2 separate regions of the Homo sapiens genome follow, and region 1 is linked to region 2. A link is a loop called in an ENCODE intact Hi-C map of the cell type or tissue named here. Cell type or tissue: CD14-positive monocyte. All regions are shown on one strand. Links, peaks and the distances in the headings refer to the core of each region. The heading gives the core; the rest is flanking DNA.

Evidence for each region. Hi-C counts contacts between places; a loop is a spot of excess contacts. Peaks named below come from ENCODE experiments on the same cell type or tissue, not always from the same donor. Only the 100,000 strongest peaks of a DNase experiment are listed, where the experiment ranks them.
Region 1: a loop joins it to region 2, with 10 times the contacts of the local background. A loop is called at or near these places in 1 of 110 quality-filtered maps.

Annotation. Positions count from the first base shown.
Region 1 is chr5:17,967,397-17,984,438 of GRCh38, forward strand. No RefSeq gene overlaps it. Among named protein-coding and RNA genes, the nearest start is that of LINC02223, 170 kb to the left of the region's middle. In CD14-positive monocyte, for the core only: no CTCF peak of the experiment used is centred there; no DNase peak of the experiment used is centred there.
Region 2 is chr5:17,223,271-17,240,312 of GRCh38, forward strand. The region is part of intron 1 of BASP1 (brain abundant membrane attached signal protein 1); the gene reads left to right. Among named protein-coding and RNA genes, the nearest start is that of BASP1, 14 kb to the left of the region's middle. RefSeq lists enhancers at 4,310-4,810, 5,931-6,010. In CD14-positive monocyte, for the core only: no CTCF peak of the experiment used is centred there; a DNase peak (open chromatin) is centred at 1,861; H3K27ac peaks cover 923 bases.

The sequences.
Region 1 (17,042 bases), core at 8,925-11,424, 750 kb after region 2:
GTGGGTCCTGAGTTTTCACTCTGCGTTTAGGAAGAATAAGGTTACACAGAAAACTGGAGGGTAAGCAAGGTGGAGAAGAGATTTACTGGGCAACCAAACAGCTCTCAGTGAAAAGGAGATGTAAAGTGGACAGCTCCTATCCACAGGCAGGTAGTTCCAATGAGTGGCTGAGTCTGGCTGAGTCTCAGGTTTTTATGAACTCAAAAAGGAGGAAGCACATGCTGATTGGTCCATGGGTGGGAGGAAGTGTGTGCTGACTGATCTATGGGTGGCCATAAGTGGGCCTGGACAAACCACCATTGTATTAGGGTTCCCTAGAAGGACAGAAATAATAGGATATATAGATATATCTCTGAAGATATATAGATATATATATCTTCAGAGATATATAGATATGGATATATAGATATATAAAGGGGAATTTATTAAGTATTAACTCACATGATCACTAGGTTCCACAGTAGGCTGTCTGCAGTCTGAGGATCAAGGAAAGCCAGTTCAGGTCCCAAACTGAAGAACTTGGAATCCAATGTTTGAAGGCAGTAAGCATCCAGCCCAGGAGAAAGATGTAGGCTGGGAGGCTAGGCCAGTCTAGTCTTTTCACGTTTTTCTGCCTGCTTTATATTCTAGCCGTGCTGGCAGATGATTAGATGGTGCCCACCCAGATTAAGGGTGTGTCTACCTTTCCCAGCCCACTGACTCAAATATTAAACTTCTTTGGCAACACCCTCACAGACACGCCCAGGATCAATACTTTGCATCCTTCAATCCAGTCAAGTTGACACTCAGTATTAACCATCACAACCATCCAATTGTCTGAGAGGCATCAAGGAAGTTCTCACTCTGGGTTGCAAACTCCACCCAGAAATGGCAACCAACCCCCTAGGTTTCAGGCCACTCCTGGCTTGAAGGTCAGACCTCATCATGGATCTGCCCTTCCCCTCCTAGGAACCTGTTTCCCTCCCACCACCATCATCAGTAGGGCTGCATCCCTTTTTGGAGGCCCTACGGCAGGCTCCAAAGGAGAATTCATCTTTTTGCTTTTTACAGTTTCTAGAGGCTTCCTGCTTGTATTCTTGGTTTATACCTCCCTTCCATCTTTAAAGCTAGCAATGACCCATTGACTCATTTTCACATTGGCCACTGGAACTCCCTCTTCCACATTTAAGAACCTTGTCATTACATTGGGCACACCTGGATAATCCAGGCTGCTCTACCTATTTTAAGGTCAATTTATTAGCAATTTTAATTCTCTCTGTAACTTTAATTCCTCTTTGCCATGTAACCTAATAAACTCTTAGGTTCCAGAGATTAGAACTTGGACATATTTAGGGGCCTTTATATTTCCCATTACACCTCCCAAACCTGCAGGGTTTTTTTTTTTTCTTCTTTTTTTTTTTCCCGCTGCTGTGATCATCTGTTGTCTGAATGTTCCTTTTCATGGAATGCTTTTCTTTTTAAAATGGTTTCAGTATCTTGTCTCTCTAAGAGTATTCATGATCCTTTATTGTTGTTGTAGTTTTTAAGTTTTCTCTTCCCTACACAGTCTCTGTGTTCTCTTTGTCCCTTACCCTCCTCATTAGTCTTCTTCTCTACCTTTCATGTGAAAAGCCTCTTCGTAGGTCATTTGTCAGGTTTGGGCATTATCATTTATTAAATAGCTTTCCTGAGATAGTTGGCAATCCTTCATTTTATAATTCTTTTCAAAAGTGAGAGACTACAAAGATATTAGAAAACACTGCTGTTCCCTCTAATTTTTCTTCTTCTTTTTTTTTCTATTCTCCTATCCTACTCCTCCTCATCCTTTACCTCTCAGCTGAAATGACACTATTCAAGGGCCAACATTTTAAATCTCCTAGATTGGGTAAAAATATATTTGGTAAAGGATCCAGTAACATCCTGTATTTTCTTTTCTGAATCATCACACTTTTAATGATGTCCAATACACATACCTTATTTGAATCCACTGGGACCAGAAAAAAGGAAACAAATGGGTCAGTGTTTTAGTCCATTTTCACACTGCTATAAAGAAATGCCTGAGACTGGGTAATTTATAAAGGAAAGACGTTTAATTGACTCACAGTCCTGCATGCCTGGGGACGTCTCAGGAAACTTATAATCATTACAGAAGGGTAAGCAAACACGTCCTTCTTCACAAGGAGGCAGGAGAGAAGGAGTGCATGAGAACACAGGAAAAAAAAAACTACCATTTATAAAATCATCAGATGTCATGAGAATTCACCCACTATGACAAGAACAGCATGGGGGAAACTGCCCCCATAATCCAACCACTTCCCACCAGTCTCCCTCAACATCTAGTGATTACAATTCAAGATGACATTTGAGTGAGGATACAAAGCCTAACCATATTAGTCAGCATTGAGGGGACTATCATTGGGAAGTAGTGGCCCTACTTACCTTTCTGCCACTGAAGCCAACAACACAGCAGATCTTCCTTAGGAGAGCATTGGAGGGAATGGCATTCTGTTTCCTCAAGGCTAGGCTAAGTTTGGTCAAGAATACAGGAGAAAGAAAAAGGTGAGTTTATCTACAATGTGATTTAAAAGTGTAAAATGAAAAAGAGGAGTAAAAGACCAGGTAGATAAGATGAAATGGTATTCTGCTGGAGCTAGGGAAGGCTTATACTGGGAATGATAACATTTCACTCTCTGGCTCCTTTAATATGAAGTTTTCTTTCATTTCAGATATTACCCAAAGTAGGCAGATAAAACCTCGTTTTGATCAGTCATGACTAGTCTACCACATTGTGCTCTGTGTTTATCCCTTTGACTCGAATTCCCTAAGTTTAGTTTATTTCTCTCAGGTTCCAATTTGCAATTGCCCCCGTTAGCAAACCATCCAGATTTCTTTCTCAGACATTCTGACTTCAGTTCCCTGCTCATCTCTACAATTTGTGCTCTGCCAGTTTGACACTGTGTTCAAGCTCCAGTAAGAAACTTGCCCTCCCTATTCCAAGCCAGTTGGAATTTCTGATTGTCTCTCTAACAGGCTTTATATTTATCCCTTTTCTTTTCCAGTCATGCATATAAGGGGAGCAGTATTTAGGAAATTGAATGCACTACATGTTACTAGTAGGAGCAAAAGTAAGCACTGGGTTAGCAAGACTTGATCCGAAATGCTGGAAGAATTATGAATGTGAAGATCCATGAGGACACTGGGGCATTTTGCTTCTTCACACTTATCATTCTTAAACATATGACTTTCTACTTACTGGCATAAAAAATGTTCTGTAGCCAATTTCTCTGATATCTGGGGCATCAGTGGCTGTTTGTTATTCTTTTCTGTCGAGACTTTGAATCCTATTTAAGAGGCATTTGGTATCTGTATGGCCCCAATATTCTGGCTCATAGTCATTGCCCAAAACTTCTTGGTTATTAATATAGATAATGGATATATTTCTTGTAGAACTGTTACACAAGAATCCCCAAATATAGTTTAAAGGAACAGATAAAATTAACATACATTATTTAAATGATTTTAGTACCTAGTATATGTTTGACAAAAGTACTATTTATTCAATGATTTTTCCCTCTACCCCATGAAGATTCTATAAAGAATCTATAAAAGATTTAATATAGTTAACAACTATGATTTTAATGACTTTAATTAAAATAACAAATTGCTTTAGATTCTTCAGTGGCTATCGGATTTCTTGGCTATATGGAGTAACAGATTCATTCCCATGTTTTAAAAATAGCTTTAAAAAACATTAAAACAGGATGAAGAACATTTAGAATGGTCTTGTCATTTATTTCTTTCTTTTCTAAAAGCGATTTGGCATCTTTTTCTCATAAAAGATGGAAATATATAATGAGAAAAGAATAAGCGACAATATGGATAAACAGATAAAAAGCAAACTTTATTAATGCAATGCTTGATTGCATGGAAACAATATATTATAGTTATTCAAATAATAAGATTTTTCCACCAATTCATTTTCCATTATTATCTCTTTTGTATAGTCAATCCCTTTCCAGTTCTTTATTGCATTCATAAGGGTTTGGTATCAACACCAGTGAATACTCCCATCTCAACTGTGGAAAATTAGGTTAAGCTTCAGCCAGGCTAACAGAGAACTGGTACATATCGGCGGCTTATCAACAAAGGTTTCTCCCTTATGCTGTGGGTCCAAGATGGGCTTACTGAGGCTCACTCCATGTTTTTTGAAGGACATGGCCAGACATTGTGGCAGAGGGGCAGAGCCCCTGAGAACCTTGGACTGCTCCTCTGATTTAAAAATGATACACATGCCATTTCCATACACATTTCGTTGGTCATAAAAGGTCACGTAGTCATGCCTGAGTTCAACAGGCTGGAAATGTACAGTTTTTCCAAAGGGAGGGTGACTAAAAGATCCATTGGATATAAAGGTGACTAAAAATACAACATACCTCATTTTCTTCTTCTCTGTGAAGAAGATTTAGTACTTTGAGTTTAAGTAAACTGTTCAATATCACACAACAGGTAAGTTATCAGACAAAGGTACACATTTAAACAGTTTAATTTCCAAAGCATGATATTACAGTTTTACTGTGTGCCTCTTTCCTGAACATGGTTAAATGGGTTGAGATTCTCCTGGCACCAAGAAAGTGTGAAAAATTAGATTTCTTGAAAAAATTATAGGGAATCCATGTTTATCAGAACTGTCATACATTAATAATGGAATTCAAAATTTCCTGTTTTTTCTTTTGTCCTTCCTTTGGTCGTATCACAGTCATAACCTTGATCTTTACACTCAATTTTTATCTGCCTCTTCATGCATACAAAATCTATGTAGTTACTTGATGTTACTGCTGATGAGAAAGAGAATGCCAATGTTTAATCAAACAGAGGACAGCATGAGGTCATGGGAAAACAACATATACATATAATGTCTTCTAACTTTTAAAGTAGATGACAATTTGGTTTCAATCATTGTGGTTTTAGTTTCTAATATCATTTTACATTGTTATGCTTTCTAACTAAAGAGTTCAAGTGAATTGTGGTATAACTCATTTCTCTTTCATTGCTATGGACTATTGCAATATCATTCAATTACACAGTCTCATAAAATGCTTGGGGCCAAATCTTTTATGGATATTTGACACTCAGAATTACATTTAAGACATTTATATGTATCTCTAGAGAAACTATAGTATTTAGATATTATATGGATTATGCCTTTTCATGAAATAAATACATGGATTTTGATGATTCTTGCCTCTCTGTAGCTGTGCCATTTTAAAAATAGTGTTTTAAATAGCTTAATTTAAATGTGTTTTAAATAGTTGATATTTATGTTTATATATATATTTTTAAATAATGTAGAAAACATAGCTTATAATCTTAGGCTTGATTGATATTTTCCTTGTAGAATGCTCTAGGTGCATGACAATTCCTGTGTAACATCATAAAACACATCCTTGTTAGTGCCTGGGGATTTACTGTTAATCATTTCATTTCTGATTTGTTTTAACTGTATGTGGTATTGAGGTTGGGGGAAGAAAAATGAAGAAAAAGATTTTGAGGACAAAAAACAGGAGGTAAATGAAGATTTATTAAGAATACTATTCCAAGGATGTTAAAGTAAGTAAAATGCTATAAATATTCATAGCATTTGACATTCTTCAAACTAAATATTTTATTAGAATAATAGCATTTCTAGTATTAATTATTTCCTATTTGAATATAATGATTCCTAGGCTGGGACATGTGCTATTACTACCCAAAATGGTACTTGGCTCCAAGGATATATCATACATTATATATTGAATAAATAAATAAATATTGCATAAGAAAACAAAATGCTTACAATTTTATAACTGGAAATTAACTTATTGTGGAGTTCTTTATTTGCAGTTAAGTATAAATATAATTTAGAGATTATTTTATTAAGGATAAAATAACATAATAATTTAAGATAAAAATAACACTGATGAAGTGATTATATTTTAAAATTAATTTTAGGAGGAACAGTTGAGGAATCTGCAAATTACTTTGAGCTACTTTTTCTTTTTATACTTGACTTACCTGGTAGTGGAGTGCAGGTTTTACAACTGGCTGTTGCATAATAAATATTCACTATTTCAGGTTTCAGTTTAACAACACTCTAAGACTCTATTAAAGTTTCCAGGCACAGAAGTCAGATTTCTAAAGTCCACAACAACGTCTAGTTGGAGAAAAGATTTGGCTTTCTTAAATATTTTCTTCTAAATGTAAGATAATCTCACTTCTCAGTCAAGTCTGATGCAAATTATTTTTATTGGAAACAAAATTATCCAAGAACAAATTAAATTTGTGCATTCCAAGTTATTTTCTGATGTATTTACCAGATTGGTTCAAAGTATATAGTCCATTTTGCTAAATAAGCAGGCATCCTTATAATGAAAATTCAATATAGACAGTAAATGTTAAAGAAGATGTTTAATTATTGTTTTAGCTTATAATTCTTCATAATAGTTAGAAATATGAAAATCCTTGTAGCTCTAATGTTCCCTATAGTTTGTTTCCAAGTATATAAATAAGAAGCTAGACTTATTAACTATGTATTTTAAAATAATGATATGTATTTGAATAAAAATCAATATAAACTTCTTAGAAGTTCATAATCTGAACTCCAAAAAGTCTTTGGGGTTCAAAACACCAGTATTATAAAAATAATTCCTTTTATTGCAAATTGCAATTTTGATAAAATTTTATATATTTTTTTCTCATATGATCTTCTTAACAATTACATGTTGCAGGCGGATTATTTGTTAACTTAATAGACTATAACTTAGAGAGTTTCAATGATTAGTGATGTTTACAAAGTTAGTGAAGACAGAATTAAGACTTCCGACTTCAATTCTATCTCTCTTCAGCATGGCAAATGTTATATGTTTAACATGTTTTTTATTTGTAATTTCACAATACTTACATATAATTCCATGTTGAGTTTTGTTATCTTGAGTAAATTCTTATTAACTTGTGGAATTTCTCTCGCAATATTATATTTCAGGATTAAAAAAAATCTTTAGCCTGGGCACGGTGGCTCACGCCTGTAATGCCAGCACTTTGGGAGGCCGAGGTGGGCAGATCACGAGGTTAGGAGATTGAGACCATCCTGGGTAACACGGTGAAACCCTGTCTCTACTAAAAATACAAAAAATTAGCCGGGTGTGGTGGCGGGCGCCTGTAGTCCCAGCTACTCAGGAGGCTGAGGCAGGAGAATGCCATGAACCCGGGAGGCAGAGCTTGCAGTAAGCCGAGATCGTGCCACTGCACTCCAGCCTGGGCGACAGAGTGAGACTCCGTCTCAAAAAAAAAAAAAAATCTTTAAAGCAGAATCCCAGTTTCTCAAATTGTGGTTCATAGATCACCTGTTACAGAGTGAATTGTTTTGATGGATGGAACTGCAGGTTCCTTTGCTCTACATACTGATAAGAATCTCTGAGGAAGGGTCAAGGGTTTGCATTGTAACAAGCTTTCTGGGTAACATAGAACATATGTAACAATGAAGGAACAATCTTACCAGTGAAAGAAGATAATAAAACTGGTAGATAAATCGTGGTTAATCAGGAAAAGGCTTTTAATGCAAACTAAGGTTTAGGATTAGATGGTAATAAGTTATTATACATTGTCAACCAGGTTATGAAATAAATATTATTTTATAGAATAATTTACCTAATAATGTTACGAAAGGTAACAAAAAGTAGAAAGATGATTGAAAACAAGGTAAACTTTAGAAGGCTATTTCCCAAATTCAGTCATAAAATGTTGTAAGTAGAAGAGGATAAGATTAATTAAAAGGCAATATAAAAATAGAACATAAGAGGATCTTTGAGGGAAGGGAAAACATAATTTTGATATAACACATGAGGGGATAACTTTAGCTTTCTAAACTAGCAATCAAACACTTAGTGGTAGTAACACAGTGAAATAGGGAAGGTTCATAACTTGGGTTAGGAATAATTTGCCAACTGTAAGCATACTAAATTTCAGAATTCAGTCAAGATATTCTAGGTAGAAATATGGATTGTAGCCAACCTATGAGGTGGAGTTAGAAAAATGCTTTGAGAATTATTAGCATGAAAGTTAAATCTGAAAGAACAGAAGTATAAGAAGTATCTAAGAAAATGAACAAAAAGGAGATAAAACATTGATGACAGAGAAATCTCAGAGTCACATTAATAGTAAACACAGAGCATAGTTCTTGGCGCTTCATACATTGGAACTCATTTAATTGCACAAAAACCCTATGAGAAGGGTACTATTGTAATCCACTTTTTAGAGGTAAAGAAACTTAGCTCCAAAGAGGTCTAGAAATGGCTTCATTCTAGACATAGAAAGTAGCAGAAACAAAATAGTAACCCAGAATATTTGGCTTCAGAGGCAATGCTCTCTATAGTCTACTTGATTCTTATGCCTCAGTTATGAAAGCTAATGAGCACAGGGAGCCAAGGAAGAAGACTATTGAACTTACACACATCCCAATAAAGAATGAGGAGAACTAAGTTATGGGAAACTGTAGAATAAGTATAAGGAATCTCTGTACAATCTTTTTTTTCATTTATTACAACTACAATCTGTAGTTGTACCTGACTACAGATACAACATGAATAATAAAGGCAAAAATTCCTATCATGGGAGAAATTTGAAGGTCTGAGAAAAAGATCATATTTCTGAATTATTGACCTCCGTGCAAAAATAAAGGACAAAGATATAGAAAGGTATAGTCCTAATCATCACGTTGCCACATATACAAATTAGCTTATTGGAAAATAGTAATTAGGCAGAAAGACTTAAAACCATAAAGAGAAAAATGTTTCTCCAGTTCATTAACTCAGAAGTGATAAGTGAATTCTTTCCTAATCCAACTAACTTGGGAATGTGTCAAACATAAATAACAAAGAATATAAATGCAACTTATTTCCAGTAAATCGATATGATAGAATGGCTGGTCAAGGACACACACAATGATTGTACTGAAATTGTATCTAAATTCTATTGAAGAGACAACTGAAGTGAAGTTAAAAAAGACCAAAAAACAGTATGTAATATTTATATTCCTCTTATGTGTAAGCATTGCATATCCAAAAAGATGAAAAGGGAGCAAGTCAATCAAATACATTTCTATTCATAAGTGATATAGATTTTATGGGCCAGACAGGCCTGAACATTTTTATGCATGTTCATGGCTAATACCTGTTCCACATTTTTGCAAGCCCAGTAATCCTTGCGTCTTAGTTAGTTTAAGCTGTGTCTTAGTTCTTTTGGGTTGCCATAAAAAATACCTTAGATAGGGTACATTATAAGCAACAGAAATGTATTGCTCACAGTTCTGGAAGTTGAGGATTTCAAGGTCAAGGCACTAGCAGATTTGGTGTCTGGTAAAAGCTTACTCTGGGGGGAGGGTGACCAAAATTCAGACCATAGAAAGATGCTGTAACAAAATAGACCAGGTGGCTTAAACAACAGTTCTGGATGCTGGGAAGTTTGAGATCGGGGTGCCAGCATGGTCGAAGTCTGGTGAGGTCTTGCTGACTTGCGTATATAGCGCCTTTCTCACTGTGTCCTCAAGTGGTTTAAAGGAGAAGTTCTGGTGTCTCTTCCTCTTGTTCTAAGGACACTAATCACATCATGAGGGCCACACTTCCAAGACCTCATCTAAACCTAATTACCTGCCAAAGGCCCCACTTTCTAATATGATCATCTGGGGGTTAGGGCTTCAGCAATATGAATTTTGGGGGTACACATTTAGTTCATAACACCTTCTGTTGATGGGAATTGACTCATGCTGATTACTAAAAGTGTATAGTCCATTTTGCTATTACCTTCTTTAGGATGAAGATGGAATCCAGGTTAACTATTGTTAATAGCCTCTCAATTTTCCTCCTTACTCCACATTCGGCAAAAATTATTTTTTCTGAAATACGGGTCATTGATTCATTCAGTGTTCAACAAAAATACGTTGAGTTCCTACTGTATGCAAGGCATTCTGTTAGATGCTGTTTTAATTATCCTCCTTTTACATTTAAAAAAATGGTAGACTAATTCTTCAATGGTTTTTCATTTATGCTTATGCAATATCCAAATACAATTACTACGTTACCTACAAAATAAATCCTAACTCTTAAACCCCAGAGTGTTCTAAAGTATAGTCTTGACCTTTTTGCCTTTCACTTTCTTCCTGCTATTCTAGCTGGATAGGAGTAATTCTTCTTTCTTATACATGCTTTCTTGATTATTTATCTTTGTTCAATATTTCCTTTTAAGTCCATTTTCTAGCATTTTATTCCACGAACGTCCTATTCGTCATTTGAAGCATAACACACACATTATTTTCTACAACAAGACTTTTTCTCATTTTCTAAAACCTGTCCTCTTTCACCCCTTCATCCAAGTAATCTTTTCATAGTATGAATTCTGGTAAAATTCTAACTATAGTCTTCCTAAGACACTCAGTTTCTAACTAATGAGCACTTACTGTGTGGCAGTCACCGTCCTGTAACCTGGAATGTGGTCAGGAAGGAATAGACAACACAATTTAGTCTCTGAATTTAAATTAGGTCTAATGAGAAGATTGGCATATAAATAGAAGAGTAAAAAATCATTTGGTAGGTGCAGTATCATGCTAATGGTAAGAAAAGTGAAATCAATTTTGTCAACAACTATGGACTGAAATACAGAATGTAAAATGAAGAAAATGGGAGAGGCAGGACTTGAGAAGGGATAAGGGTCAGTGCCAAGTTACTGATGAGCTGCATGCACCATGAGATGGAGTTTGGGATGTTTTTCAAAGTGTCCTCTACATTTAGAGTTCTCCCTCAACAGTAGTACAATATATAACAATTTCTCCCTTAGTACCTTGAGGATAATAATCTTTTATGATGAAGCCTTCACATTTCAGGCTTAACTATCTCTCTCTTAATGTATCAAAACCCACTTAAAGCTATCATGTACTGTAAAGTGGCATAAAACTTAAAAGAATAAGAATTATGTGGATATAGATGAGAATTTTTCGAGGTTAAAGTTTATAGCAATAGTGAGATCAAATAAGATGAGATGAATAAGTGAAACTCAGATGACACAACTACTTCATCACACTCCAGGAAGTCTCTTGATATTGGCCGAAACTACGAGAAGCAATTTTGATTTTCAGGATCATTTCAAATTTTAAAATGTCAAAGGATTTTAATACTCTTTTCAAATTGGCAATTTTGTTCTATGCCAAATAAAACTTTATCCTATTACTTTTAAAGTATGACATCCAGGAAAAACTAAATGAATGATACTTTATAAAATCAATATAATTAGGTTATTTTCTCCATGATAAAAATATTTAAAGTAAGTCAAAGACTCGGTCATAAAATACTATGATTAAAATCATTTTGAGATCAAGCATAACAAATTGCAGAATTCTGCAGAAAGTGCAAGTCCAAATATTATATATAGAAATTAAAAATGTAACAGTGAGAAATTACTGATATACAGATAGACCTGCAAATTTGGAAAAAAAAAAAACCTACTAGTCTTAGATCCAGTCCTTCTTTACTTATGAGAAAAGTCATTTAACTTCTCTTGAATTGTATGTGTTCTTATATAATGAAAAAACTGGACCAGGTCAGTGGTTCTGATAAATTAACAAAATATACACATGTATATAGCTATTATTTTCATTTGAAAATTTGATATATATTAGAATTACACACATTTAAAGTTTCATTACAGAAGGTCCTCAATTTATGATACTTCAACTTAGGATTTTTATGATGATTCAACAATAATATGCTTTCAGTAGAAACTGTACTTCAAGTTTTGAATTTTGATCCTTTCCTGGGAGCAACATGTGACAGGATACACTCTCATAATGCTGGGCCACGGCGATAACCTGCAACTCCCAGAACAACTGATATTCTGCAGTGGGCTATGTGGCCAGTAGAGTTTGCCCAACTGTAGGTTAAATATAACTGTTCTGTATATGTTTAAGGCTTTTCTATTTGGTAGATTAAGGGTGTGAAATGCATTTCCAACGTGATATTTTCAACTTATGATGGGTTTATCAGGACATTACCCCATTACCCCATTGTAAATTGAGGAGCATCTGTAATTTCTTTTTCTTTTCTGTTTATTTTTTTTTAATTTTTTTTTATTTTTTATTTTTGAGACGGAGTCTCGCTCTGTCGCCAGGCTGGAGTGCTGTGGCGCGATCTCGGCTCACTGCGACCTCTGCCTCCTGGGTTCACGCCATTCTCCTGCCTCAGCCTCTAGAGTAGCTGGGACTACAGGCACCCGCCACCATGCCCGGCTAATTTTTGTATTTTTAGTAAAGACGGGGTTTCACCATGTTGGCTAGGATGGTCTCAATCTCCTGACCTTGTGATCCACCCGCCTCTGCCTCCCAAAGTGCTGGGATTGCAGGCATGAGCCACTGACCCTGACTACATCTGTGATTTCTAGACCCTGGTCTACCTGAGAAAATCTATAGTCTCGTCCATCCTCTTGTTTCAACCTCTATAGTTTTATAAATTAGAACACCACAATTTTGCAGTATTTTAGATTGTGTGAGGATTTCTTTAACATTACTTCACGAGATTTTTGGCAGGTGTGGTGGCTCACACCTGTAACGCTAGCACTTTGGGAGGCCGAGATGGGAGGATGGCTTGAGCCCAGAAGTTAGAGGCTGCAATGAGCTGTGATTGTGCCACTGCACTCCAGCCCAGCCTGGGTGATAGGAAAAAGACCCTATGTCTTAAAAAAAAAAGTTTTGAGTAAAAGAAAAAAAATTCTGTCTTCTCATTATTCAACTCACTTAAAATGGTGATTAAAAAAAATTAAGACCAAAATTCTAAATTCTCTATCAATTCAAGCTCTATAAAATATTGCTCAGTGATAAGAAATGCTCTCTATGATGTCTCAAACACAAAGAAATCCTCAAGATGTTATAACTTATCCTTCAGACAACAAAAATTTAAAGTAAAAATCTTTTAAGTCTTTTTGTATAGGAACCAGAAAGCATTTCTTAGCTACATACTATATTACTGTTGTATAAGTAGATACTTAACATATGAAACAATTTTTATAGAGGAATGAATATTTCAGCTTCTACTGTAGAAGGATACCCAGCCCTATGAAGATTAATATTGGCCAAAGCTTTTCTCATTGCACATAATGTCATTTGGAGCTCTAAAATAGCTGCCTTATCCCTAAAATATTATCATCAGTTCAAGGATATAGTCATTATTAAGCTAAATGTAAGGGAAATTAAATAATGTGGCTCTTACAGAACAAGTGAAAAACAACAATAATTTAAAGACATATAAAAAGTTATAGGAGAACTTTACATAGTTATTACCTTGTTTGCAAATGTGCAACTTACTACCAAAATAAAGGATCAATCCAGATTATCCTATGGCTATACTACAATGCAAAGAAGTAGAAGAGTCATATAAAGAATCACTTCATTCCATTTTTTCCTAACAGAGGTATATTTAAAAATCAATATAAATATATATTTAATTTTTTTTCAACAACATCAGAGTTGATTACTGAAGCTGAGAATGCTTGTCAGTATAAGTGATAATACGTGTTATGACATTAACCCAGGTAGATTGCATTCTGATGACCAAATTGATTTTAAAAATACATGTAAAGTAAACTTTTCATAGTATGAATTTTTGAAAGGAATACTTTTGAAAGCATACATAGTTTAAAAGACAACTGTATGTGCTGGTTCAAAGCAGCCTCTGGAGCAAGGATTTGACTCCTGGCTCTAACACTACTGCTGTGACACCTGCTAGCTGCCTCATCTTGGCGAGCCACTCAAATGTTAATGTCCTCATCTGAGAAGCATGATGATTATACACCTACTCCATAAGGTTATTGCAGCAGGTAGCTGAGATTCTATGTATGAAATACTTAGGACCTTGTCTGGCAGATGGTAGTTGCTATAAAATATTTGCTGTTATTATTATATATTTTATTATTGGGACCAGTGAATAGGTTTAAATTTAAAGTCACACTTACGTTTTAGGTAATGTTCCAGATCCTTTTAGCACCAAGGCACAAAATGTTGATTGATATAAATAAAGATGACACTTAAAGTAGTTTCTCATTTTGTTATTAGCAAATGCTAATTGTCTTTAGGTCGCAGACACCTTCAAGACTCAAATATCACCAGCAATACTGAAATTCTTTTACGTGAGAAAAATGTATTCATATATATAGCTTTGCAACCTATTTTAGGGGATTCAAGGAAAACATATTAGTAAACTCTTACATAATGAATAACTTTTGGGTATAGGTACTGAAAAGGATGTCATGACAAAGACACGAAAAACCATCACAAAAAAGCAAAACTTGACAAATGGGATCTAATTAAACTTAAGAGCTTCTGCACAGCAAAGGAAACTATCAACAGAGTAAACAGACAACCTACAAAATGGGAGAAAATATTTGCAAATGACACATCTGATAAAGGTCTAATATTCAGCATCTATAAGGAACATAAACAAATTTACAAGAGAAAAACCAACAACCCCATTAAAAAGTGGGCAAAGGACATGAATAGACACTCTTAAAAAGAAGACATACATGTGGCCAACAAACATATGAAACAAAGCTCAGTATCACTGATCATTAGAGAAATGCAAATCAAAACCACAACAAGATACCATCTCACACCAGTCACAATGGCTACTAAAAAGTCAAAAAATAACGGATGCTGAGGTTGCAGAGAAAAGAGAACTCTTATACCCTGTTGGTGGGAGTGTAAATTAGTTCAGCCATTGTGGAAAACAGTATGGTAATTCCTCAAAGAGCTAAAAGCAGAACTACCATTCCACCCAGCAATTCCATTACTAGGTACATACCCAGAGGAATGTAAGTCATTCTACCATAAAGACACATGTATGTGAAAGTTCACTGCAGCACTATTCATGATAGCAAAGACATGGAATCAACCTAAATGCCCATAAAATAAAATATGGTACATATACACCATGGAATACTATGCAGCCAAATAAAGAACAAGAGTTATGTCTTTTTTGGGAACATTGATGGAGCTGGAGGCTATTATCCTTAGCAAAATAATGCAGGAACAGAAAACCAATACCATATTTTCTCACTTATAAGTGGGAGCTAAATGATGAGAATTCATGAACCAAAGAAGGGAACAATAGACACTGGGGCCTGCTTGAGAGTGGAGGGTGAGAGGAGGAAGAGGAGCAGAAAAGATAACTATTGGGTACTGGGCTTCGTACCTGGGTGACAAAATAATCTGTACAAGAGATCTCTGTGACATGAGTTTACCTATGTAACAAACCTTCACATGTACCTCTAAAGCTAAAATAACAGATTTTTTAATTATTAACTTTTAAGGGTTAGATTTATTGTGTTCTTGCTCTAATGAAAATATTAGGTATTTTATTTATCTATCTATTTATTTATTTATTTATTTATTTATTTATTTATTTTTAGACAGAGGCTCATTCTGTTTCCCAGGTTGGAGTGCAGTGGCACCATCTCAGCTCACTGCAACCTCCTCCTCCTGGGGTCAAGCAATTCTCCTACCTCAGCCTCCCAAGTAGCTAGGATTACAGGTGTGTGACACCATGCCCGGCTAATTTTTGTATTTTTAGTAGAGGCGGGGTTTCACCATGTTGGCCAGGATGGTCTCTAACTTCTGATCTCGTGATCCACCCACCTTGGCCTCCCAAAGTGCTGGGATTACAAGCGTGAGCCATGGCACCCAGCCGATATTAGGTAATTTTATGTGTAGAATAGAAATGTATCTTATGTAAGTCACTTATGTGAAAAAAGACACTTGCACACACTTGTTCATAGCAGCACAATTCACAATTGCAAAAACATGCAACCAGCTTAAATGGCCATCAACCAATCAGTGGATAAAGAAAATGTAATATATACATATATACATCATGGAATACTACTTGACTATAAAAAGAAACAAAATAATGGCATTCGCAGTAACCTAGATGGAGTTGGAGGCCATTATTATAAGTGAAGTTATTCAGTAATGGAAAACCAAATATTGTATGTTCTCACTTATAAGTGGGAGCTAAGCTACAAGGATGCAAAGGCATAAGAATGATACAACGGACTTTGGGGACTCCGGGGAAAGGGTGGGAGTGGGGTGAGCGATAACAGACGACACATTGGGTACAGTATATACTGCTCAGGTAACGGGTGCACCAAAATCTCAGAAATCACCACTGAAGAACTTATTCATGTAACCAAAAACCACCTATTCCCCCAAAACTATTGAAATAAAAAAATTTTTAAGTCTTCTCTATATATCATCTCTGTAAATAGTTATTCATATCATTATGTCATAATTTAAAAATAAATGCCACATTTTCTTTCTTTGTAAAACACCTTAAGTTTTTAAAGTTACTTCAAAAACATACATTCAGAATTTTACTCTAAAGACAGCTCTGGCATGCTAATTAAAAGCTGAAACAAATCTGGATGACAACTTATCTTAATTGGAAACATTAGGAAGAAACATTGATTGCATCAATCACTAAAAGATGACACTGTAGCACCCCTGAAGTATTTATTCAGAGCAACTGAGGTGTGAGATTTTTTTCATCCCCCGGAAAACAGCACCTGCTGAGTAGGCAACATTTTTGCCTATAACTACATTCTGCTGTAGTAGTCACTACAGTAATTAAACTTTAATAAAATTAGTGTTTTAGACATTAAAAGTAACGTCCTCATTTCATAATTTAAAAAATCAATGAATGCACTTTAATAGGTTTTTGTTTCCAAGGCTACACCAGACTGGAAGAAAAAGGTTCTGTAATAACATAATACATTTTTCTTTACACTGTCCAGTTATAGCTCTAGAACTTCATCACTTTCTCAATTTCTCTTCTTTATTCTTGTGCTCTTCTTTTGAAGGCTCAGAAATTGGTCTAAAGGAGCCTCCACTGAAACATTATCTGAGTATCCCCACTCCAAGCTGCTCTCAAGATAAAGTACTTCTTTCCCAGCCATTGTCACCATGCCACGTGTGTGAGAATTGCTTCTTATCTGTTTGC
Region 2 (17,042 bases), core at 571-3,070:
CTCAATTTTATTTAGAAAATGGGAATTGTGATACATGGTTACTGTAAGTATTAAACAAAATTGTCATGCACTTAGGACAATGCCTCCTTATATTCAGTGCATCTTTTTAAAGGAGTGTGAATATCAGTTTTCTTTACTGCATCCTTCATCTATAGCTACTCATATGTTTGTTTCAAAGAGACCATTATTGCAAGACAGGCCAATGGTGGTGCCTTGCTCAGTAGGTAGAATATAGAAGTCTGCGGTTTAGAAAACTCCTCCAGGTGTGGTTAAGAATACGCTAAATACGTCAGTAGTTCATGTGGACTAAGTTTCAAAAGTGGGTAGGTTAATACAACCCAGCCTCCATACTGAATTTGTACTTTTTTTAATTGAAGGAAAAAAATGAAAGTCCTTGGAACTTCAGAGACAGGATTACTGCTTTGATATGTTGAGACCTGGACTCACCCTGATTAGCTGTATGACCTTGGGTGTAGATGTAACTCATTCAGATTCCTGAAAATCCTTAGCTTTGTTGTGTCTTGAATCAGATGTATCATTAGCATTTGAAAGAAGTCTAAGTCATTAGTACTAAGGTTGATAAGCCAACTTAGGTATTTTACATTCCATATTATTCCCACTACCTCCACCCTGCCCCTGCCAAACAGGCATCAGATGCCCACCGCCTCCATACCTGGAGTAAAACTGAAAGTTGTATTATGTAGGAATGTAAAGATGTTGTGATCTATTGACAAATCTTTGGAAGGAATTATCCCCGTGGGGACCTTAGAAATCAGGAACTCTGAACAACAAAACAAAAAAGTCTTTGGAATTTCAGCTATTTGGGGTGGATCAATTCTGGAACTGGTCTTAACATTTCAGACATTTACTTCAGGGATATGCCCAAGGATTTGCTTTTGTCCTTCTGGACACTTTGTTGTTGAGCAAAGGTGAATTCACTCTCATTTTGGGTAAATTGTTGTTTAACAGCTTCCTTAAACAGGTTTTTGTATCTTACGGATTCTGGAGGGAAGTCATATATTTTACTCTATCTGTCAGGTGTTCACTGTAAGGAAGGGGATTTTAGATATAGTGGTTATGTCTTTTAAAAAGTTTCCTAGGATTTCAATCCGTGTAGATGGAGCTACACTGTACTTCTCCTAAGCCTTGGCCATTTTATCTTAGGTAATATGGACTCTTCAGGGGGGGAAAAAAGGGGAAGGGGGGCTCTTGAATAAAATGGGTAGCCTTTTCACATATTGACATCTTCAGTATTAATTTAGAGAGAGCGATACTAACTTCTTCAATGAAAAATTATTTATGGAAGAGATCCAGTGTATACTTCTAATATTTCATCAGTATTACGTTAAATTGCTTGTAGATTAGAGGTGCTTCTTGTCATAGTGAATGGAGACTAATACCTTAAGTCATTCCTTTCTAGTATGATGATTGTGGTTGCTCTTACTGAGGACTATAAATGTGGATTTGGTTGATACTTTCACGTTTCTCCTTGGACATTGCAGATGGAAGTCATAACCCCAAATGTCTTACTTATCTGCAATTTTGCTCTGAGATATGGACCAGGCTCTAGCAGACCGTCTGCCACTGTGTAGTTAGTGTTGCCTGATTAGAAATAAACCAAGTCCTGCCTAAATTGGTCAATCTGTTTTGTTCCGCGTCCACGCAGGATCCACTTACAGAAAGCCAGTGGCTGCTTTTAACCACTATCGAAACCTCAGTCCTTTGTAAGTACTTTCCTTGGAGCAGAAGGTTTAAAAGCTCATGACTAAACACTCATTTTGGAACTCAAAATAATCTTAGAGAAGTTAGTGGGTTGCTCAGAGTCCCACGAGCTGCTTATGGGCTGCGTGGAAACCCAGGTTATTTCCCCATAAAGCCTCACTCCTGCTGCCCCTCTCTTCTGAGAGAGAAGCAGAGAATGTCTAATTGAGTCACTCTTACTCACTGTCTGCAACGTAAAACTTTTTTTTCTACCATTTTTTTTTGTACCCTAGAACCATTAAAAAAAAAACCAGTCTGGATCCTATATCCGTCTCATGATCTCCCCCAGAGGAGACCTCTTCGGCCTTTTAATACACCACACATGCCCCAGGGGGACGGTGCAGTCACTACCTGCTGCCACTTCATCCACAGGCCATCTTCCCCTCAACTTACTCCTTTCTGCTTCTTACATTATGTGCACGTGGTTTCCTTTATATGCCAAAAAGTATATGGCATGCACTGAAATAACTTTCTTCATAAAACTAAACTTTAGTTTTTCTAAAATTTAAGTTAAATCCTTGTTTTTCTCCCAAAATGCACAGTGGTTGGGGGCTGGGAAGCTGGCGATGGTGGGTATGTGTTTGAAAAGAACGCCAGCTGGCTTTAGACTTATTTGGGGGCTATAGAGCAAGCGGAGCAGTCAGGCATCCCACCCACCCCTGAAATGCTCGGGGCCCTCTTGGCAGATCCAGTGTGCACGTTGTCGTGGCAGGTGGTGGATGGAGAGCTTTTATGCCGATTTCTAGCGTTATCTGGCTTATTGGTTTGAGAGCTGCATACAACGGGATGTTTAATCTTTTTTATTTAAAATTACCATTTATAGTATTTGGGGTGATTTAGAGGATTTAAAAAATCTGTTAGATTCTGAAGTAGTCCTTAAAATATGGAACATAAGTGCTTAAGATGCTAAAACACTTTCTAAAGCATACTATTGGGATGTTTGAAACTGATGTTGGTAAATGTAAACTGTGTGCATTTGTGTTTGGATAATCTGTGATAAGTTTAGTTTTTGATGAGACACAATTTTAATTTCACATTTAAAATGACATATTGAGGTCAATAAGAGCAGGTTTGAATTTACATTTTCCAGAGAAACCCACAATTAATAGGTAACTTTTATTTTCATAATGCTTTTAATTATTACACTTACGTAGATTCAGAAATGGATATATTCCTAAAATAAACCAAAATTAAAACTTCTTTGTCTTTTTAAAGAAAAGCTGTGGTTCTATTAGAGAAAAATACTTCTTTTTTAAGTTTATGAAGAAATAGCTGTTAGATAAAAACTTTTCCTGGTTGAGCTTTCTAAATTACAAATTTCCTGAATTGCATGGCAAAGTGACTTTGAAAAGACCCACTTCATTTTTCCTTTGACAGTCTATTCAAAACACCATTACCACGTAGACTAATACAATAACCAAGGTAAATAGTAACAAGATCTAATGGGGGAAATAGTGTATCAAAAGGGGGAAAACAGTATCCACTGACAGAGAGAACTAGCTGTTTCTTAAAGAGACAGAGAAGAAAGGTTTCCTCGGAGTTATTGGGTCTTCATAGGATGGTCTCCTGTCCTTCTCTGAGCTTGCCTTGGAAACTGTAGAGGCTGTAGGAATATTTGCTGTCTTTAACCCTTACTAATGTTCTCAGCTATTTCATTAGAGGATCACAGTGTCTGTATTTGCCTTAGGTGTAAGATGATTGGAGAAAAGGAAAATGTAGAGAAATCAGATTGACTTTAGATGGACAGGCAGAGAGTTCTGGAGTGACTTCCCACTCCTTAATTCTGCAATGCACCCAGAAGGCAGGGTGAGGTTAGATGATCACCTGGGTATTTACTATAGCCATTATTACTGTGATTAGATAAAGTGTCCTGGAATCTTCTCTGAATAACTCATTTTTCTTTTTTTTTTTTTTCTTTTTTTCGTTTTGCTCTGTCGCCCAGGCTGGAGTGCAGTGGCGCAATCTCAGCTCACTGCAACCTCAGCCTCCTGGGTTCAAGCGATTCTCCTGCCTCAGCCTCCCGAGTAGCTGGGATTACTGGCACCCGCCACCATGCCCAGCTAATTTTTTCGTATTTTTAGTAGAGACAAGGTTTCACCATGTTGGTCAGGCTGGTCTTGAACTCCTGACTTCGTGATCCACCTGTCTTGGCCTCCCAAAGTGCTAGGATTACAGGTGTGAGCCACCGCACCCGTCCTTTTTTCTTTTTAGACAGTCTCACTCTGTCGCCCAGGCTGGAGTGCAGTGGCGCAATTTCTGCTCACCACAACCTCTGCCTCCTGGGTTCAAGCAATTCTCGTGCCTCAGCCTCCCTAGTAGCTGGGACTACAGGTGTACGCCACCAAGCTTGACTAATTTTTATATATATATATATATACAATATTTTTTTTGACAGAGTCTCGCCGTGTCGCCCAGGCTGGAGTGCAGTGGCACGATCTCGGCTCACTGCAACCTCCGCCTCCCAGGTTCAAGCAATTCTTTTGCCCCAGCCTCCAAAGTAGCTGGGCCTACAGGTGCCGCCACTATGCCCGGCTAATTTTTTTGTATTTTTTAGTAGAGATGGGGTTTCACTATATTGGCCAGGCTGGTCACAAACTCCTAACCTCAAGTGATCTGCTCTCCTTGGCCTCCCAAAGTGCTGGGATTACAGGCGTGAGCCACCATGCCCGGCCAATAACTCATTTTTCTAAGGAAGAAAGAATCTCGATTAACAATTGGTGATGACAGTGCCTCCAAAGGCTTCTCATAATCACCCAACCTCAGGTAAACAGGGTGAATGCCACCCTATTGACAGGAGGTTTATTGTGGCACTGGGTTTTGCTCAGTAGCCCTGGTGATCTGTTGTTGAGAACCCAAGCTCATATTTCCCAAGGCTCACCCAACTGGACTTTAGAAACCTGGTTCCAGAATTTTCAAATGTTTGGTTTTCAGGCAGATAGTAACAAGTGTTTGTACCAATGTTCTCCAGAAGGTTGTTAAGACAAGATTGATAATGCTTCCCAGGTATGTGTTTCTTTTTCTGACTCACAGCTGCATGTTACTAGTTTTCCTCATCTGACCCGATGATTGACTGATGGAAAGTCTCATTGAAGGTTTGGTTATCCTTTCATTGGTAGAAGAGACAAAAACAGGACATAAGTGGCTTATTCCATTCACCTCTACTTTTCTATTGTAACTGGATTTATTTCTGCCATCCAGACAGAGAGCCTGGGCTTTGATTTCATCTGTACCAAAGTTTTCTGGGTGGACAGGTACAGGGGGTCATCGTAAGAGAACTCAACTGACCACAATGCAGAGAGAGGTAACTATCCAATGGAATGGTAACATGGTTCCACTACGGTAAGAACTGTAGTGTTAAATGAAATGAATTCTTAATGGGAAAGGAGTCCTATGAATATTTCTAAGTTGTTATGTTTAACTTAACTAACTCTTAAATGCAGGGAATTTAACTTAAAAGTGAATTTAACAAAGAAGTGAATTTAAAAGCCAACAAGCTTCATATCTCTCCACCTCACCCCAAACCCGTGTTAATTAGCCCTTCTTGCTTAAATCAAATCACCTTGTTGAAATTTAATGCTGTGACTAGCAATGTATTCTTTGACCATATCCTTGTTTCCAGCAACAAATACTGCCACGTTAAGGGGAGAAGGAAGTGATGGATAGAGGGACCAGTTGGCAGATTGGGACACACGTACAAACACTATTCCTTTAACTTGCTTTCTTTAGATCCGTAGTTCCTACCTGTGAGTCTCATTTCTGTATTGATCCGCATTGGCTAAGCATACGACTAAAGCGGGATTCTTTGTCTTTTCTTCAGTGAGCTAGCCAGGAATCTCAGAAAAAGGGCAAAGAAGTCCAGAATGATGTAATGCTGCAAAAAATGTTACTGCTGTTTCTAAGGGGAGTGGAAGAAACCCAAGCCAGTTTTGAGTTGAGTGTGCTTCCTGTTGGAAGGGGGTGAGAATTCAGAGATGTATACCTATTAAAAAAAAAACAAAACTCTTAGGATATCACACAGCGTGGCAAACCAGCAAGCCCTGACCTGTTAGCAGTTGTTTGCATAGTTTACCAGGTAGAGAAAGCATCCACAGATAGAATCAAATGTTTGAGGACACTAACGTGCACTGTGGTTAGTGTGAGGTTTAACTGGCTGGGGACACATTTCCACTTAAATCTGATTCTGATAACACATTTAACTACTTCCCTAGCTAATTACACAGTTCCAGGCTTGAGAGAGGAAAAGGCACCTGTGAGCAGTGGCATGTCTTGTTAAATAAGGTTTGAAAACCCTTCCGAAAAGGAAGAAATGGCTGTACTTGGGGACGTTTGAGCATAGTAATTGTGCAGCCTTGCTCCTGGCTGAGGGGAGGGGAAAGAAAGCCCTTGGTTTCTGCTCCAAGAAGTGTTCAAATTCCCCTTATGTGGGCAGAATTTTTGGTAAGTACAATACAGGAAGCAAAACTGCATTGTTCTAGGTCAGCAGTCAATGACCTATTGTTTCTGAGCCCCTCTGTTCCCTCCTCACTTTGTGTTCAGGGGACGAAAGCCCAGAGCAGGAGAAGAGGAAGGGAAGTCTGGGAGAGGCTGGGAAGATGCACCCGCATTAACACAAGTTGGAGAGGCACCAATGCTCTCCTCCTGTGTCTACTCAGGCTGCCATAACAAAATAACAGATGGGATAACTTAACAAAAATATATTTTTTCATAGTTCTGCAGGCTGGAAGTCCAAGATCAACATGTTGGTAGGATTGGGTTTTTTTTTTTTTTTTTTTGATGGAGTCTTGCTCTGTCACCCAGGCTGGAGTGCAGTGGCACTATCTTGGCTCACTGCAACCTCTGCCTCCCGGGTTCAAGCAGTTCTCTGCCTCAGCCTCCCAAGTAGCTGGGATTATAGGCGTGTGCCACCACGCCCAGCTAATTTTTTTGTATTTTTAGTAGAGATAGGGTTTCACCATCTTGGCCAGGCTGGTCTTGAACTCCAAAGTGCTGGGATTACAGGCATGAGCTACCGCACCTGGCCCAGACTTGAGTTTTCTAAATCAGAATGGAATGATCCTGGGGAAGCTCATTTTAAAATCTCCTACCCAGAGTGGCAATGGTAGAGAGCCCTTCTTGTTCTAGACAGAAGAGTTGACCAGATGCCTAGGCCACTTTAAAATCCTATTCTAGCATCTGTGCTTTCTTTTAGGGATTCATTAGACAGACTCTTAACGGTGGAACAGATTTTACTGGATAGAGACTTGGGGTTGAAGACAGAAGGCAGGGGCTTGAATAGAAGCAAGTGCAGGAAGAGTGGTGGGGGTTTTGACAGAAAGTTTATGAATCAGTGGGACACCGAGGAAAGGGAAGTGTGTGTCGGGAATCATGGAAATCCTCCATGACTATAGAAACCAAGGCTAATGAATTTTGGGGCCTTTCCAAGCAATAAAACAAGTAGTGATACTTACAGGGATTCTTTTGAGGGGCATTCTCAACAAGTGTGGGTGTGGGTAAGTCTACACTTAACCCTTTTGAGAGGGTCCTTTTTATTATTATTTCATTTTATTTTATTTTTTGAGACAGGGGCTCGCTCTGTGATGCAGGCTGCAGTGGTGTGATCTCATCTCACTGCAACCTCCGCCTCCCGAGTTCAAGCGATTCTCCTGCCTCAGCCTCCCAAGTAGGTGGGATTACAGGTGTGTGCCACCATGCCTGGCTAATTTTTGTCTTTTGTTTTAGGGGAGATGGGGTTTCGTCATGTTGGCCAGGCTGGTCTCCAACTCCTGACCTCAAATGATCCACCCGCCTTGGCCTCCCAAAGTGCTGGGATTACAGGCCACTGCGCCCAGCCCGAGAGGGTCTTTTTAAAACAGTTTACGACTTTTAGGCGTACCCTGTCAAGTAATTCAGTTATTGCTTTCCTGGCTCAAATTTAAGGTCACATTACGTTAACTCTGGCAATACAAATATTGCCTCATGAATCCCCAGTGAAATTGAGAATTAACAATTTAATTTTACTACACTAGATAAACAAACCACTGGTCTTAAAAATAATTGAAACGATGCTGTTTAATGTCTTTTATAACAACTTTCACTGAATTGTTTTCTACATAAAACATAGGATGTAAGTTATTGTAGAATTTAAAAATTTTAACTCTTAAAATTTATGCAGTGTCTATTTTCAATGCAATGTCAGTGAGGACCTTTAGCACTCACTTTCCTGGTAGATAGCACCTTCTTCCAATCATGCCAGAAAACTAGGCTTGTCTCCTGGAATTCCCCATATGGCCTCCTTCCTGGGTAGTGAAACTCACATATGTCCATTTCCCTCTACTTGAAGCCATTAATCTAGTGGAAGCTTCTATTCTCTCCTGGATCACTGCCCTAATACTCTCCTAAATCCAAGCATGACATTCCTCTGCTTAAGATTTTAGGCCTAACTCTCCATTAAACCTGGAATAAAACACCGGCTCTCAGCATGTTCACCTTCTATTTTCGTCTCTTACCTCCGTTCCTACACACTCTCTCACCCACCCTCTTCAGCCATACCAACAGGCTCCCAGGTCTCCCAGGGCTCCAAGCTCATGCCTACTGCTTTTTCTGCCTGGAATATTCTTTTCCCCACTGTTGAAGTTACTCCTAGTTCAGATCTCAGCTTAAATGTCACTCTTGCAAAGATGTTCCCACACCTCCTGGCACTGGGCATTTTTGTCCCTGCATTTGCCAGAATTGATGAGATTATGTAACGTCTCTGCTCCTCTAGATTAAAACATCCAGGAGGCAGGGATGTGTCTGTTTTGTGGACCCATAACAGTGCCCTATAACAATTTCTGATCCATACCAAGCACCCCATGTCTGTTCAGTGTTGAAGGTTGTCTACAGTACATTATGTTCATGGAGAGCACGTGTCTTCTGAACATCGCCTTTGGCAGCTGAGATGACTTCCATAAATGGGCCAAAATTTCACCTCATCAGTTGTGCTTACTATGAAGATGAATAGCTGATGAACTCCAATTACAGTAATTATTCTGTTTCCAGGCAATAACCTTAGCAGTAGTTGTTCTAAAGCCCTGAGACATTACAAGTAATGAGTACTGATGGCTCATGCATCTGAGTGTCCTCCCAAGGTAGAGTCCGAAATGAAAAATGAAGCTGTGTATTATTTGAGGGAGACAAATAGTATTACATTGTGGGAACCTTTCAGAAACACAACACGATGAGTGAAAGCTGAGGATGATTGTGGTTACACTCCTCGTCTGTCCTTCCAGGTTATTGAATGCTTTTGGTCTGCTTTGGATCAATCATTATTGAACAACTTAACTGAATGCATTTTAGTAACAGCCTTTGTGAAGCTGCGAACATCAGGTCCCTAGAAAAGCAGGTGGCTTGAAATCTTTACACATTAGTCAATTATAAACCTAATGAAGTAAAAACGAATTTAGCTCTAATTCTGCGCTGTGACTACTTACTCTGCATCGTGAGTTCTACGAGGTTAGGACCTTGCTTTGTTCATCTTTGGATGTCAGTTTCTAGCACCTAACCGAACCTGTGGTCCAGTAAAGGGCTGGATACGTGGAAGGGCATGTTTCATGGTCATGTGACATCATGCTGTGCAAATAAGGCACATTTCAGAACGCTGTCCTTTACTTTCACATCCAGGAACCAGCTTGTAACGAACCTTTGGCAAACATCACCGTGGATTTTTCTTTTTCTTTTTTTTTTGGAGGAGGAGGTGGGGCACAACTAAGACATCATTTGTGATTTACTCCCCCTCCTCTTCCATGTCACATACCTCTTAGATGGTCAACATTCACCTTCTGCTGTCTCATTTCTGAGACATGAGACAGCCATCGGACTTAGTTTTAACTAGGATTATTAGAAATATTTTTGTGTCCATCTTGAGATCTCTCATCAGATCAATGTCTAGTTTTCTTTTGCTGATTCTTATTGATGGAATTCTTATTAAATAAAAAAGTTTGTAGCTTTTCACAATGGTATGAAATTGATTTCTAAAGTAATCTGTAGTTAAATAATAATGCAAGATTCCAGTAAGCATGTCTAGTTCTAGCAATACAATTTACTCATTCCAAAACATTTCTGGATGTTGATCCTTTATTTGCAAAATTTTTATTTTCATAGGCTTCTGGTTTGCATATTAAAACTATAGTTGTAGTTGAGGTGATGGTAGGCGTCTTTATTGTCTATACCTGTGAGCTGGGTTGAAATATAAGATATTCTCATACCATCTCTATAATCTATGCCATAAACACTTGGCACTTTATTAAATCAATACTTGGTCTGAAGATTGTCTCATTTTAAATGAATTCAGCTCATGAATTGGCCAGTGGCATCCTCTTCAGCTGAAACTCCTATATCTCCTTCCCCTTCTTTGTGTTCCTCCCCTAACATACAGCTGATACTCCCTGGGTAAGATCTGAAGGAGCTGGCTGTGGGTCATCTAGTCCAGAAGGCCATGTCAGTGTTATTTAAATCAGGTAGTAGAATGGGAAGGGCAGTTTGCAATTAATTTTTTATCTTAATGTTTCGAGTCTCTAGTGCACCATACTGCCTCCTGGTTTCTCACAGACCTACTGTATGTTTTGTTTGGAAGCCTTGGCTCATCTTGTGGGTTGTGTACTTAGCTGGAATGACATGGTATCGATGGTTGAGGAGCAATTTATGACACAGATGAGTAATTAGGTGACTGATACGCCTTTTGATGTGTGTTTCCAAGTAGATGATATTTTCTTTTCTTTGTTTTTTTTTTTTCAACATTCTGATATGATTTGCTAGTGATGGTGATGGTGTCATTTTGGTTTCAAAACTGGAAAATACAGGCCGGGCGCAGTGGCTCACGCCTGTAATGCCAGCACTTTGGGAGGCCGAGGCGGACAGATTGCCTGAGTTCAGGAGTTCTATACCAGCCTGGCTAACATAGTGAAACCCCATCTCTACTAAAAATACAAAAAAATTAGCTGGGCGTGGTGGCACACGCCTGTTGTCTCAGCTACTGGGGAGGCTGAGGCAGTAGAATTGCTTCAACCCAGGAGGTGGAGGTTGTAGTGAGTTGAGATCGCGCCACTGCACTCCAGCCTGCACGACAGAGTGAGACTCAGTCTCAAAAACAAACAAACAAACAAAACAAACAAAAAACAATACTGGAAAATACAAACAAGCCCAAGGAGTGATTGGTAGATGTTTAGAGTCTACCATTTCTCGACTTCAGGAAATGTCTGTGTGTATCTCAGTCTTCTGCTATTGTAGGCACACATCATACTTCAACTGTATGAAGATTATTCTATTCCTGCTCTATAAATATGTTATTGGATTGGATGAGCAAGATATACACTTACACATTTGAAGCCGTAAGTAAAAAAAAAAATTATATAGTTAAAAGGTACAAATAATTGCTTTTGTGATGAATTTGTTCTTTAAATGAAACATCAGTGGCATTTGTTCATGTAGTTCTCAGATAAAACTTCCTAAAAGTGGTTCAAGTGATTTCAAAATGCCAAGAATATGTTGCAAACTTGTTTTTTTGTATACAAATGAACAGCTGACATGAGGTTTTTCTACCATGTGAATGTGACGTGGGAACATACAAACCACACTAAAATATTGCAGAATTGATGTTTGTTTATTGATGGAGTTGGGAGACGCATCTCCTTTAAGTAGCTTACAGTGGGTGAAGGCAAACAAGGAAATCAGTAATTACAGCGAAGCAAATGTTGGTCCGTAGATACATGGGGTAGAGATATAAACAGCAGATAGTCATTAAGTTTACTACTCCGATCAATTATATTCTTTTTCTTCAATCTGTCCCTAGATCCACCTCTTTTGCCTGACTAAGCCATGTGAGATATTCCAGTGAGATATTCAATTGGCTATTATTTAAAGAGTTTTATGTGAATATCACTGTAGAGAATATGGAAGAATTCAGCATCGATTACATTTAGTTTAAAGGTCTTAATCACTAGATAGAAAAGAGATTTACACATCTTAAATTTCCATTAAAAAGCAGGCATTTGGGGATTAGAAACTGAAGGAAAAGATTTCCAAGAGTAGCTAGTTCTTAAAACACAGTAAGAATATGCTTTAGCTCTTGAACACAGTGTTTGTAGTTACTGTCAGACTCCTTGGGGAAGTGTCTTCTGCTGGGGCTCTCACCTGACAGGCTAACTGCATTAAGATGGGCCACTCAGCTTGAGAAACAGGAAGAATTGCTGTTGCTCCCGTCTGCTATTTATGTTTTTCTTTTTTTTTTTTTTGAGACTGAGTCTCACTCTGTCACCCAGGCTGGAGTGCAGTGGTGCGATCTTGGCTCACTGAAAGCTTCATCTCCCAGGTTCACGCCATTCTCCTGCCTCAGCCTCCCGAGTAGCTGGGATTACAGGTGCCCGCCACCAGGCCGGGCTAATTTTTTTTGTATTTTTAGTAGAGACGGGGTTTCACCGTGTTAGCCAGGATGGTCTCGATCTCATGACCTCATGATCAGCCCACCTCGGCCTCCCAAAGTGCTAGGATTACAGGCGTGAGCCACCACGCCTGGCCTGCTCTTTATGTTTTTTCATATGAATTACATTTCCTTACATCCCTATTCAGATGTCGACGTTACTTTTGCTCAAAAGTGCTCCTTTCTCTTGACTCCTGAGTTGCAAATAGCTTACCAAGGTAGCTGGGACTCTTGACCATGATGTTTTTTAAAATGAAATCTGTCAACAAATGAAAGACAGGATTGGTAACTAGTATTTTATCATTCCTCCAGCCTTCATCCTCCAGCTTGATTTATACTAACCACCATCTGAAATTGATGATTGTTTCCCATGACCCCACAGGGAGATTCCTTGGATGTAGGAACTCTGCCTGATTTTTGTTTTCCTAGACCTTCAGACACTACTTGGCCCAGAGTAATTGCTCTTTATGAATCACTGCTTTAGTCCAAGCTTGTCCAGTTCTCTGCCCAGGACTGCTTTGAATGTGGCCCAACACCAGTTTGCAAACTTTCTTAAAACATGAGACTTTTTTTTTTCTTTTTTAGCTCATTAGCTATTGTTAGCGTATTTTATGTGTGGCCCAAGACAATTCTTCCAGTGTGGCCCAGGGAAGCCAAAAGATTGGACACCCCCACCCTTGCGTTTAGTCTTTAAGACTATTCTACCTTGGGGGAGAAAAGCAAAAATGATTTCTTATTACACGTATTTAAACCAGTATTTACATTTGTAGGGATCTTGGGCAGGTTATCCAGAGAGCGAGTTTCTTTTCTTTTTTTTGGGATGGAGTTTCACTCTTGTTGCCCAGGCTGGAGTGTAATGGCGTGATCTCGGCTCACTGTGGCCTCTGCCTCCCGGGTTCAAGCAATTCTCCTGCCTCAGCCTCTGGAGTAGCTGGGATTACAGGCACCTGCCACCATGCCTGGCTAATTTTTTGTATTTTTAGTAGAGACGGGGTTTCGCCTTGTTGGTCAGGCTGGTCTCAAACTCCTGACCTTAGGTGATCCGCCTGCCTCTGCCTCCCAAAGTGCTGGGATTACAGGCGTGAGCCACCGCGCTCGGCCGAGAGCTAGTTTCCTGATTGATAAAATGTTCACTGTTTGTTCATATCCTCTCCTGTGTAGTTAGATGGCTACTGAATATATCCTGAGAGCAGGTCCTAAGAGTTTATTTTTCATGTTATTGTTGGAAATAAAAACCCAGAAATATTTTAATAATAGGAATTAAAGATATGAAGACCCTGATATCTGAAAGCTGAGTGGTTCAAATATGGTGAGCAATGCACTCTTAACTAGACCCATATCTTAAGGGAAAAAAATGTTTTTAGTACTTTTCTTGGTATCTTCTAATCTTCAGAAAAAAATTCTTAATAGGCAGTCGATGTAAATAAAACAAAATTCTGTATATTTAAAAAGCTGCTTGCGCTACTGTGTCATTCCTCTGGAATTTTCAAAAGCTGAGATTTTTCTGTATACTTTGAAAGCTAATGAAATCTACCAGCCCACCGGGTAGTAAACAACCAAGAATTCTTGATGGAGGTATTGTAAAGAAAGGTGATAAGGTGGCTGGGCATGGTGGCTCACGCCTGTAATTGCAGCACTTTGGGAGGTCGAGGTGGGCGGATCACGAGGTTAGGAGATCCAGACCATCCTGGCTAACACGTGAAAACCTGTCTCTACTAAAAATACAAAAAATTAGCTGGGCGTGGTGGTGGGCGCCTGTAGTCCCAGCTACTTGGGAGGCTGAGGCAGGAGAATGGCGTGAACCCGGGAGGCGGAGCTTGCAGTGAGCCGAGATCGCACCACTGCACTCCAGCCTGGGCGACACAGCGAGACTCCGTCTCAAAACAAAACAAAACAAAAAAAAGAAAGAAAGGTGATAAGGCTATCTAATGAAGGACCCAAAGAACTCTCACTGAGCTCACCCAGAATGCTTTTCTGGATTAAAGCACAGACTGAGAACCTGTTCTTAACATTAGTGACTTCGGTATGGCTCATTTTGAAGAAAGAAAATTGCCTAAATCTATAGTTGAGCTTGCACACATTACAGGTCTCTGGAAATAAGATGCTTAAACAGGTTCTATAATCTGGTTCTTGCTAGGTGAGTGTCCCCTGACATTGCTTTTTTTTTTTTTTTTCCGTGATGGAGTCTCGCTCTGCCACTCAGGCTGTAGTGCAGTGGCTCACTGTAACCTCCACCTCTTGGGTTCAAGTGAATCTCCTGCCTCCACCTCCCGAGTAGCTGGGACTACAGGCATGCACCACCATGCCTGGCTAATTTTTGAATTTTTAGTAGAGACAGTGTTTCACCATGTTGGCCAGGCTTGTCTTGAATTCCTCACCTCAAGTGATCCACCCACGTCGGCCTCCCAAAGTGCTGGGATTACAGGCATGAGCCACTGTGTCCGGCCCCCTGACATTGCTTTCTAAAGTAAGATTACCTGTAGTTCTCAGTGTTCGCCAAGCATGTATGAAACACAACGTATGTTAAGAGGCTGTTTAATTACATAAATGCTTATTTGGGGGATTCTTGTTCTCAGTGGCCTTCTCTCTTTTGGATGGATATACACAGTTTGATTGGCACTCCTATTGACACTTTATTTGGTTTGTGACTTGTTTGTCTCGGTGCCTTTCTATTAATATATTTTTTCTATTTAAACTACCCTCTTTTTTTCAGTACAGCACTGGACATTTTCTTTGAAATCTTCCAGATTCATTTGGTTGTCTTCCTCATCTCAGCTGTCTTATGCAGGAAAAGTGGTCACTGTTCAGTCAATTCATTCTACGTAGCTGGCTATCTGAGTTTTTTTTTTATCGAAACCAAAATAAAACTTAAAAGAAACAGAAGAAGCTGAGTCTCCCTCCCCTCCCTTTCAACTAACACCTACTGATGTTTATCTTGGAAATAATTTGACGTCTATTTGATGAAACCTGTAGTTAAGTGTTAATGGAGACTAACGTCAAGCTTCAGAACAGTGAGGAGAAACCTTTAGTATTGTGTGTCTAGCATTTGATGCAAGTGCTCTGTGGAAACCATGGAAGCTGGGATAAAAATGCTCGCCTGATCCCCAGATAGTCTCATCTGAATGTACTGAGGCATCACCGCATTCATTCCAAATCTGAACCTGACCTACTTTTCCCCTTCATCTCCTGCCATCTCTTCCCTAGTTTGTCATCTTCTTTTCCAGCACCACGAATGGTTCATGCTTTCTGATAAATATCTGATGTATGGCATCAATTATATGACTATTTAAACATGACTCATAGTGAACTGTATTTAAATATTGATATGACTCCATGCGTTTTCAAAGAATGTGTGGAATGTTCTTTTTGAGTGTCAGTTATTAATCATCTGTTTTCCGTTCAACTTTGGTTATCTTCAGTAAATTTTAATATCTTTCCCTTCAAGAGGACTTCCCAGCTGTCTGATCAACGGGTAGGAAAGGACAGTTGGTTCAGTGCTTGCTCATGTTAGCCCTGTAAGAAGTCAGCTCAGTTTAGTTCATCCAATAGCTGGGGAATAAAACCACACAATTCCCTTCCTTACTTGATATCAATCAACACTTGACTAAATCTTACATCCTGTCTTCAGCTGTTTTTTTTTTCTTTTTTGAGATGGAGTCTCGCTCTGTCACCCAGGCTGGAGTGCAGTGGCATGATCTCAGCTCACTGCAACCTCTGCCTCCCGGGTTCAAGTGATTCTCCTGCCTCAGCCTCCTGAGTAGCTGGGACTACAGGTGCCCGCCACCATATCTGGCTAATTTTTTGTATTTTCAGTAGAGACGGGGTTTCACCATGTTAGCCAGGATGGTCTCGATCTCCTGACCTTGTGATCCGCCCGCCTCAGCCTCCCAAAGTGCGGGGATTACAGGTGTGAGCCACTGCACCCGGCCCAGCTCTTTCGTAAAGAAAGCCTTGGCAAATGTGGAAATTCTCCCTATTCACTACGGTAAATAATTCTTGAGGTTACTAAACTCAGTATCTAAATAAAACAGATCAGTGTGTTAGTACATGGAACAGAAGGCCATATTTTTGGTTATAACCGTTGACCCCACACTCACCCTGGGGTCTTGGTGTCAATGTCAGGATGTGTTTAAATACCCTAGGCTGTCAATCTTGTAATACAACTTTGGTTATCTTTGTTCTAGAGCCTTGCAAAGTAAAGCTGATCCTAGTTAGGACCCAGTTAGGAATTTGGATATATGTGTTGTATTTGCATGTGATACTGCCCTTCATTTGAAAACACAGGCTTAAATTAGTGAAGTAGAACTCTTTTAGTCCAGATTACCCCCAAAATCTGTGAATTTGTACTAATTCAAAATCCTCTTTGCTGGTAACCGTTGTAATGAGGTCTTTGGAAATTTTATCCTGGTAGCATGGAGGTGTTGCTTCTTTTCATTTGTCTAGTTTTGTAGTCAGAACTGTTTATAGAGATGTAATTTTAAAGTGACCCTATGCTATGGTTTGAATATATGTGTTCCACCAAAATTCCTACGTTGGAACCTAATGCCCAGTGTGATGGTATTAAGTAAGAGCTGGGGCCTTTTGGGAAATGTCGAGGTCATGATTATTCCACCTTCACTAATGGGATTAGTGCTCTTATAGAACATGTTGGGAAAAAAATAAAAATAAAGATAAATAAATAAATAAATAAATAAATAAATAAATAACAGGTTGGAGCCCAGGAGTTTGAAGCTGGGGTGAGCCGTGATCATGCCACTGCACTCCATCCTGGGCAACAGAGTGAGGCTCTGGCCGGGCATGGTGGCTCACGCCTGTAATCCCAGCACTTTGGTAGGCCGATGTAGGCAGA